Linked DNA regions of Homo sapiens: region 2 is linked to region 1. Evidence: read pairs that join two places in POLR2A ChIA-PET (ENCODE). Cell type or tissue: PC-9. All regions are shown on one strand.

The links. Peaks named below come from ENCODE experiments on the same cell type or tissue, not always from the same donor. Only the 100,000 strongest peaks of a DNase experiment are listed, where the experiment ranks them.
Region 2: POLR2A ChIA-PET joins it to region 1 with 5 read pairs; 2 of 35 experiments call an interaction of 5 or more read pairs at or near these places.

The regions. Positions count from the first base shown.
Region 1 is chr14:55,032,665-55,037,664 of GRCh38, forward strand. The region is part of intron 2 of SOCS4 (suppressor of cytokine signaling 4); the gene reads left to right. Among named protein-coding and RNA genes, the nearest start is that of SOCS4, 7.9 kb to the left of the region's middle. In PC-9, no CTCF peak of the experiment used is centred here; no DNase peak of the experiment used is centred here.
Region 2 is chr14:55,326,774-55,331,773 of GRCh38, forward strand. All of the region lies in intron 1 of FBXO34 (F-box protein 34), which reads left to right. Among named protein-coding and RNA genes, the nearest start is that of FBXO34-AS1, 57 kb to the left of the region's middle. RefSeq lists enhancers at 469-608, 1,418-1,919. In PC-9, no CTCF peak of the experiment used is centred here; no DNase peak of the experiment used is centred here; H3K27ac peaks cover 586 bases.

The DNA of each region.
Region 1 (5,000 bases):
CTTTTTTGCAGCTACAGTCAAAGATCTTTGATTTGTCACCATCTTTCAAACCATCATCTTTGATTTCTGTGTCACATGAAATTGTTGGTAAAGCCACCTTATTATTATTCTACCTCATGTATACAAAGTTTTTTTTTTTCTTTTGAGACGGAGTCTCACCCAGGTTAGAGTGCAGAGGCACGATCTCAGCTCACTGCAAGGTCCGCCTCCTGGGTTCATGCCATTCTCCTGCCTCAGCCTCCCGAGTAGCTGGGACTAGAGGCGCCTGCCACCACACCCGGCTAATTTTTTGTATTTTTAGTAGAGATGGGGTTTCACCGTGTTAGTCAGGATGGTCTCGATCTCCTGACCTCGTGATCCACCCACCTAGGCCTCCCAAAGTGCTGGGATTACAGGTGTGAGCCACCGCGCCCGGCCCTATACAAAGTTTTTATAAAATTTTAAGAATTAATGATAGGCTATCTGGAACAACTTGTTCGGATTCAGAACCCTACACTTTTTTTTTACATTCAGATTTTACATGTATGGACAAGATACGAAAGCACAATTTCAAAAAACTAATCTTTAGTCTTCATAACAATAAAAATAATTTTTCTCTCACTAAAATTAAGTTATTTTTATTGAAAGCAACATGATTGATTTTTTTATATTTTAGAATTTTGGTTCAAAGAAGCTTCTGGAAGAGATTAGAAAATTCTCTTTATATGTGTTTAAGTATAAAGATATGAAAGTTTGATAGACTTCTCTCATTTTTTTGTAACAGAATCAAATAATGGTGAAAGAAATTCTAAATATCTTTTTTCTGATAAGATCTCTCCATAGCACACAGTTATTTTTTAAGCAGTTACTTTCTCAGTAATTGTTAAGATGTTACCTATGCCGAAAAGTGAATGATTAAATGTATGTGTTTTTAAAAAATATATCTATCTGCTAAGTAGCTTCTGAGAGCCACTTGTTATTTCAGTAATGGTTATGAAATTTAGAACACTTGTTATTTTGTAAAAGAAAAATGCACAACTCCTCTTAAAAGTTCAACAACTTATGTAAGTACTTTGTCTTGAGATAATTAGCAGACCTTGCATGTTATAAAACGTCTATGGTCATGTCTCATTACAAAGTATTTTAAAGATTCTCTTGTTTAAAATAATACAATCCACGAAATATTCTAGTAAGATATAAACAGTAAAGCTGGGCACGGTGGCGCATGCCTGTAATTCCAGCACTTTGGGTGGCCGAGGTGGGTGGATCATTTGAGGTCGAGGAATTCAACACCAGCCTGGCCAACATGGTGAAACCCTGTCTCTACTAAAAATACAAAAATTAGCTGGGCGTGGTGGCACATGTCAGTAATCCCAGCTACTGGGGAGGCTGAGGCAGGAGAATCACTTGAACCTGGGAGGTGGAGGTGCAGTGAGCCGAGATCGCACTGCTGCACTCCACCCTGGGTGACAGTGAGACCCTGTCTCAAAAACAAACAAACAAAAAGATATAAACAGTACACTGAAAGTTAATAAAGAAATGGAGAGGGCTGGCTGCCATAATTTGTCAGCTTTTTGGAATTCCCATTCTTCTCTTAGGAACAGCACAGACAAATGACCATCTGACAATGCATGATGGTAACATTATCAACCATATTTAGTACTAATATTAGTTTTTGTATGTTTTAGACAAATATAAATAGAAAAATTTTCTTCCAACTTTGAAGACTAAAATATCTGATGACATTCTGGATCATATATTGATGGGGCAAAAGATAACATTTTATAAAAGTAGGACTTCTTGAGCATGAACTTAACAGTTCTCTAGCAAAAGAATAGCTACGCAAAATTTATATAAAGCTCTAATTCTGAGATAGATACAAAACAGTAACTAATCAGAAAGTTTTCAGGCCAGTCGCGGTGACTCATGCCTGTAATCTTAGCACTTTGGGAGGCCGAGGCAGGTGGATCACGAGGTCAGGAGTTCAAGACCAGCCTGGCCAAGATGGTGAAACCCCGTCTCTACTAAAAAAAACTACAAAAATTAGCCAGGCGCGGTGGCAGGTGCCTGTAATCCCAGCTACTTGGGAGGCTGAGGCAGGAGAATCACTTGCACCCAGGCAGCAGAGGTTGCGCCACTGCACTCCAGCCTGGGCGACAGAGTGAGACTTCACCTCAAAAAAAAAAAAAGTTTTCATTGCATTAACTCTCTCTCTGTTTTTTTTTTTTTTTCCTTGACATGGAATCTTGCTCTGTCGCCCAGGCTGGAGTGCAATGGTGCAATCTTGGCTCACTGCAACCGCCGCCTCCCAGGTTCAAGCCATTCTTCTGCCTCAGCCTCCCAAGTAGCTGGGACTACAGGTGCACGCCACCACACCCGGCTAATTTTTGTGTTTTTAGTAGAGAGGAGATTTTGCCATGTTGGCGAGGCTGGTCTCAAACTCCTGACCTCAGATGATCCACCCACCTCGGCCTCCCAAAGTACTGGGATTACAGACATGAGCCACCGTGCCCGGCCTGCATTAGCTCTTTAAGTACAGGTGAACGTGTGGAAAACTCAACTAGGGCAGTGATATTTTTCACTTTATTTTATGGACATCTACAGCATTAGCACACGTAAAAACAGTTACCCTAAAATCCAAACACACTTGATTGACTGGTACCTGTAACATACAAGTTGGGAGTCTTGCAAAAGAAAACCTGTTTTGTTAGCGTGTAAACTTGTTCTTTGGGGGAAGATGTCAAATTTTTCTGTAACTTCATGGTCTATGAGTTTCACCTGTATCTGACATGTGGATCCTTTTTCACTTTGAAACATTAGTTTTCCTCCTGAAAATTATATTTGCTCATGAAAATCTCTTTACCTTGTAGTAACACTGCACTAGAGACAGAGGTATTCTGTGATTTCTTCATTATGAAGAAAACTGTAAAGCCAATAAGACTGGCTTAGGTGCTTTAACAAAACAACATATGTAATCTTTGTTTCTTTTTAAAACAAAAAGAAAATATGAACATATATGTTAACATATATTGAGTAATTAATACATTTAGGACCTGAGCTGAATACATGCATTATTTTATCCCCAACAGCCCAGTGAAATAGATAGCATTAGTACCTCCATTTTACATGTGAATGCACTGATGTTTCAAGGTTATATGGCTAGCACAAAACAGAAACTGGACTTAAACCATGTTTCTTTTTTTTTTTTCTTCCAGAAATATTTTAATAAAAATTGGCCATTTCCAAGAAACACCCACTGCATGCCCATGAATAAAAGAGAAACATAACAAAATAGAAAATTTACCATATGGCTATGATTTAAAGAAAAAAAAAATGCGGACACGAGCACATTAGCAAAATATTAAAGTCACATGTCTTCTTATGGACTCAAACCATGTTTCTAATGCCTGCCGCCGCTATGCTGTGGGAATGCATCCTTGCCATCCATATACATATATAGAGATACTGAGAATGTTAAAGTGGTTACTGCTGGGTGGTGGGATTATGGATATATTTACTTTTTCCTTATAACTTTATGCCTAGTTTGGGTTTTCCATGGTGAGCATGAATTTTCCTTCTCAGAAAGACTTAGTATCTCCTCTTTATCTCTAGGCTTCTAAAATTAGAATAATGTACTTTGATGTTGAGTGGGATCTTTCAATATGGAGGTGCCTGTCCTTTAGTCCTGGGACATTTTCTAACCTTTTTTTTTTTTTTGAGATGAAGTCTCACTCTTGTCCCTCAGGGTGGAGTGCGATGGCATGATCTTGGCTCACTGCAACCTCTGCCTCCAGGGTTCAAGTGATTCTCCTGCCTCAGCCCCCCGAGTAGCTGGGATTACAGGTGCCTGCCACCACACCCAGCTAATTTTTGTATTTTTAGTAGAGACGGGGTTTTACCATGTTGGCCAGGCTGGTCTAGAACTCCTGACCTCAGGTGATCCACCCGTCTCGGCCTCCCAAAGTGCTGGGATTACAGGCTTGAGCCACCACACCCGGCCATTCCTGGGAAATTTTCTAATATAGTTTCTTTAATAATTTCTCCCGTCCATTTTGTTGTTGTTTTCTGTGAAATGCCTATATTAATCTCTAATTTTCTTGTCTTTTCTGTCTAGTTAACCATTTTTTCCTATTTGCTGTATTAGTTCCTAAGCATACCCACGAACTTTTCTATTGAATATTTTATTTCAGGCCAGGTGCAGTGGCTCACACCTGAAAATCCAAGCACTTTGGGAGCCAAGGTGGGCAGATCACTTGAGCCCAGGAGTTCAAGACCAGCCTAGATAACATGGCAGGACCCCATCTCTACAAAAAAATACAAAAATTAGCCAGGCATGGTGGCATGCACCTGTAGTCCCAGTTATTTGGGAGGCTGAGGCAGGAGGATCACTTGAGCCCTGGGAAACAGAGGTTGCAGTGAGCTGAGATCAGTGCCACTGTACTCCAGCCTGGGTGACAAAGTGAGACCCTTTCTCAATAAAAAAAAAAATTATTTTAGCAATCATATTTTTTTTTTTTTTGAGACAGAGTCTCACTCTGTCGCCCAGGCTAGAGTGCAGTGGCATGATCTCGGCTCACCACAGCCTCCACCACCCGGGTTCAAGCAATTCTCCTGCCTCAGCCTCCCGAGTAGCTGGGACTACAGGTGCCTACCACTGTGCCCAGCTAATTTTTGTAGTTTTAGTAGAGACAGGGTTTCACCATCTTGGCCAGGCTGGTCTTGAACTCCTGACCTGATGATCCACCTGCCTCCCAAAGTCCTGGGATTACAGGCGTGAGCCACCGTGCCTGGCCTAACAATCATATTTTTAATTTCCAAAAAAATTCTTATTCTAGTTGTCTCCACCTCTTTTTTTTTATTTTTTTTTTAGAAGGAATTTCACTCTTGTCACCCAGGCTGGAGTGCAGGGGTGCAATCTCGGCTCACTGCAACCTCCGCCTCCCGGATTCAAGCGATTCTCCTGCCTCAGCCGCCCAAGTAGCTGGGATTACAGGCGCCTGCCACCACACCCAGCTAATTTT
Region 2 (5,000 bases), 290 kb after region 1:
AGAATTTCAAATGCAGGATAGAAAACTCTCAATAATACAAACTTTAGGGATGTTTTGATGTTAATGAGGACAAAACAGTTGGTATAATTTTACTTCCTAAAACAGCTGGTATAATTTTTATTCTGTATTTGAGTGTGTATAACGTTATTATTTTGGGCCTGTTAAATATGGCAGTGAACAAAACTAAGTCTGTTGTCTCAGAACAGATGATCTAGTGGAGAGAGATGTACCATGGACACATGTCAGAAAGGGGGAAAAAAGTGCTGCAGAGAATGTATAGCAAGGAAAAAGGGGAATAGGGAGTGTGGGGAATAGTACTATATGAGGACAGTCAGGGAGTGCCTCTCTAAGATGACATTGAGCAAAAGCCTGCAGGATGCAAAAGAGTGACACGGGTAAATATCTGGGGAAGGAGCAGAGGGAACCACAACATGTAAAGGCTCTGAGGTGGGATTGTGCTTTGTGTGTTCCAGAAGCAGCAAGATGTCTCATTGGAGCAGAGTAAGCAAAAGGGAGAGATTTGAGTAGAACATGAGAAAGAGAGGGGGCATCTTAGAAACCATTGAAGGGTGTGGTACAGAAAATGAGATGATGGAACTTCCCCTTTTATAAGATCACTCTGCCTGCGGAGTTTGAGAGTAGAAGCAAAGTGCAGGTGAGAAATGGTGGTGACTTAAAACAGGGTAGTAGCAGTGGAGGTGGTGAGTTGTAGTTTATTCTGAATATATTTTGAAGATAGAGCCAACAGGATTTGCATATGTGGTTTGTGAGAGGAAAATGGAGTCATTTTCCAATAGCATTAGCTATTGGGAAAAAAATGTTGCTGTTTACTAAAATAGGAAAGATTTTGGAGAGTAGTACTGGAAAGTGCATAGGGAATCAGGATTTTTACTTTGGACATGTTGAGTTTAAGGTGCTTGACATCCAAGTGGAGATTTCGAATAGACAGTAGCCCCTCTTATCCTTGGAGGATACGTTCCATGGCCTCCGGTGGATTCCTGAAACCTTGGGTAGTGCCAAACCCTATATATATTGTGCACGAAATCTTTTTTCATTCGCAATTTTATGGACAGAAGATTCATCCTTACCACAGATCTTAGCAACCTCGTCATATGATTTTCTTTGTTGTTGTTGGTTTTTTTTTTTTTTTTTTTTTTTTTTTTTTTTTTTGGAGACAGACTCCCACTCCATCACCCAGGCTGGAGTGTGGTGGTGGTCTCAGCTCACTGGAGCCTCCGCCTCCTGGGTTCAAGCAGTTCTCCTGCCTCCGCCTCCCAAGTTCTGCCTCGTGCCTCAGCCTCCCGAGTAGAGTAGCTGGGATTACAGGTGTGTCCCACCATGATCGGCTAATTTTTTTGTATTTTTAGTAGAGATGGGGTTTTGCCATGTTGGCCAGGCTGGTCTCGAACTCCTGACCTCAAGTGATCCACCTGCCCCAGCATTCCAAAGTGCTGGGATTAAGGCATGAGCCACCATACCTGGCCGATGTTTTTTGTTTATAAAGTCGAGAACTTTGATCTTTTCACTTGAAGGAAACACTATAAGGCTTCTCTTTGGCATATGTGAATTGGCCAGCATCACTACTCTTGCGCTTTAGGGCCATTATTAAGTAAAATAAGGGTTACCTTAACACAAGCACCGTAACAATAGAGCTGATCCCTAGAGATAGCTACTGAGCTACTGAGTGACTAACACATTGGGAAGCCTAGACAGCGTGGATGCCCTGGACAAAGGAATGATTCTCATCCTGCATGGGATGGAGCAGAGATTTCATCACACTTCTACAAATGGGGTGCAATTGATAACTTAATTGTTTCTGGAATTTTCCATTTACTATTTTTGGACCATGGTTGACCTTGGGTAACCAAAACCATGGATAAGGATAAACTACTGTATACAAACTTGTAGTCCTGGAGAGAGGTTTGGGTTAGCCACTTGGAGAAACACGTAGGTAATGTTTAGAGCTGTGAGATCCAGTCGGGGTATTCATTCCTAAACTGTTTGAGGTGCCCTGGGGTATTGCAGTGAACTCACAGGATATTTTAAATTTTCCAGGAAAACAGTATGATAGGGTGTGTGTTTGATGCCTGTGTTTTCAAAATGATGTTTAAGATGTAAGCATGTGTGCATTTTGTATTCCCATGGGGCTGGGTCCAGCTGTATGCCTTTGTGTATGTGTACCTAGTATTCTTCACAGAAAGTATAGTACATTAGCAAACAGTTCCCATTTTACTCAAATTGTCCCCCCCGTGTATCAATCAATCCTGTTGCAGAATGATTGTACTTAATGAGAAGTTCCTAGAGAGTGGAGTAGCCTAAAGGCCCAGGAAAGGGCTGAGGGAGATTTGTGAAAAATGTCTTTAAAACGTGGTTTATTTCTAAAATTCATGCAGCTGAGTTCTTTTCTCATATATTGTCCCAGTCTTAAAATTGTTTCAATTTAATTTTATAGAATGTTTGTTGCAGGAATGAATGTGTCGTAGACTCCTCTCCTTAAGATGTGTACTAGTTAACTTTGAGATGACTGAGAAAATTGGGGAGAATTAGTTGGTAATGGATGAGATCAGACATCTTTAGAAGGAACATACTGCAGTAAATCATCTAGAAAGCTTTAGAACAGTCAAGGAAACTAGTTCAGGCTTAGAATATGAACACTTAGAAAGTTAAAAATGCATTCAATTGTTTCACCTGAAGAAAGTGTGTAATAAACCAATTCAGTAATCTTAAAGGATGTTTCACCAGGTTTTATGTTTCTTGACACTTGAATCACTCCTTTTCTAAAGGTTTAACTTTCTATTCAGTAGTATTTTTGAGGAGTCATCTGAGTTTGTTTCTGAGATTTGCAGGAATTGGGTAGAAATGGTGGAATAGGATTAAAATATCTGTGGACCTATTTTTTAAAAACAGCATTTTGGCTTGAAGTCCTTTTTTTTAAGACCAGAAAGAAAATTTCACAGTAATTTGATTTCTCTGATTAAATTTGACTAGCATATTGAATATTTTCTCTTAGCCTCTTTAAGCCTTACTATTCCTCTTTTCCTAATTCCGTGCCAGGAAAACTATCAGCTTTCAGTGGTGTTTTCTTTACCTTTTTGACTAGCGTTTTTACATTAAGATAAAATATATATATATATTTTTAAACTGCTTGACTGGCCTGTTTTTTTGTTTCTCTACTACTGGTGTTCCTCTTCCTCCTTTTCTGTCTTCCCAAATGAGGACCTGTGGAGGGCATTTATCTGTAGTTTTAGATTTGTGCGTTTCTGTAAGTGTGCAAGGAATTTAGAGTTCAGTGGCATCAGATAGCCATGATGTCACTTTTCTCTTCCATCCAAATTTAGTTTTAGTTTTGTAAACTTGGGAAATACTACACTTAATTGCTAACAAACAGCGACTTAAAAATCTGACATTTTAACCTGATTGGTGGGTGTTCTTTCCACATACTTTCCCTTTTAAGTTTTTTTTGTCTCCGTAAGTGTTCTTCTAAATTTGTTTCAAATCTGTTTTAGGAATGGTTTGAGCACACACCAGGATCAGATTCAGTTTCAAAAAGATCTTTCTTTTTGTGCCGTTTTGTTTCTCTCTGTTACCCTGATGTTCTCATCCCATTCTGGATTTGTCATATAAATGGGTGCACTCATACTATATTCTTTTTGTGGGTTTTATTTTTCAAAACTTTTTGTTCTATGATCTGCATGACTGTAAAATAGCTTTCCGAAATCTTATGACTAAGTCATTTGTGGTGATTCACACCTGTAATCCTAGCACTCTGGGAGGCGGAGGTGGGAGGATTGCTTGAGCCCAGGAGTTCAAGACCAGCCTGGGTAACATAGTGAGACATCTCTACAAAAAAAATTAAAGTAAAAAAAAATTAGCTGGGAGTGGTGGTATATGCTTGTGGTCCCAGCTACTTGGGAGGCTGTGGTGGGAGGATGGCTTGAGGCTGGGAGTTCGAGGCTGCAGTGAGCAGTGATCACGCCACTGCACTCGGCCTGGGCAACAGAGTGAGACCCTGGTTCAATCAATCAGTAATTTGTGTATGGCACACACATACCTTGCTCCCTTTTTTCTCCATAGCCTTTTATATACTGTGTACCTTATTAATCTGTCTCTCAGCTAGAACATAACCTTTTCTATGGATGGAGATTTTGTGCTTTGTTCACTTCTGTATCCCCAGTCTCTGAAAGAGTGCTTGGTACATAGCAGATGCTCAGTATATATTGAGTGAGTGAATAAAAGATCTGTTTGATAATTTAGCTCCCAAACTGTGGGATTTGAATAGGAGAAATGATTGCTTGAACATTCAAATTAGAGACAGGAAATTTTTTTTAGACTTGTGAAACAGAAGAAAATTCACCAAGGTTACAGATTGGGCTTCTATTATAATACCCTGATCTCTTTAGGCCCCACTAGGTAGTTTCAATTTGAGCACAATTCCAGTGTTGCATATTTGGAGGAGACTGGCTAGAAATTTCTCCCTTCTTTGTGGTTTTTATTGAATTTCTCTGGTAAAAATATATTAATGGCTTTTCCTATGCCACTCTCATCCTCTCCTGCACTGAATAATTTCTGTTCTGGAGTAGTAGTTTGTAAATTTGAGTAAGGTATGAATTATATCCAAAAGAAGAAATGTATTGAGGTTCTTCAGTATAGATGTAATTTTCTAATTTCTATGTTACAAATATATATGCAGCTATAAAGAGCAAATAAATACATAACACCTCAATATTATTTTGATATTAATTTGGTTAGAGTTTGGAAAACTAAATTGAGGCGTGATATATATATATACACACACACACATACCAACATGGTGTGTGTGTATATATATAAAAAAATATAAAATATATAAAAATATATATAAAATATATAAAAATATATATATACCAACATGGTGTGTGTATATATATATATGTGTATATATATATATATATGTATATATATATGTATATATATATGTATATATATATGTGTGTATATATATATATATGTATATATATATA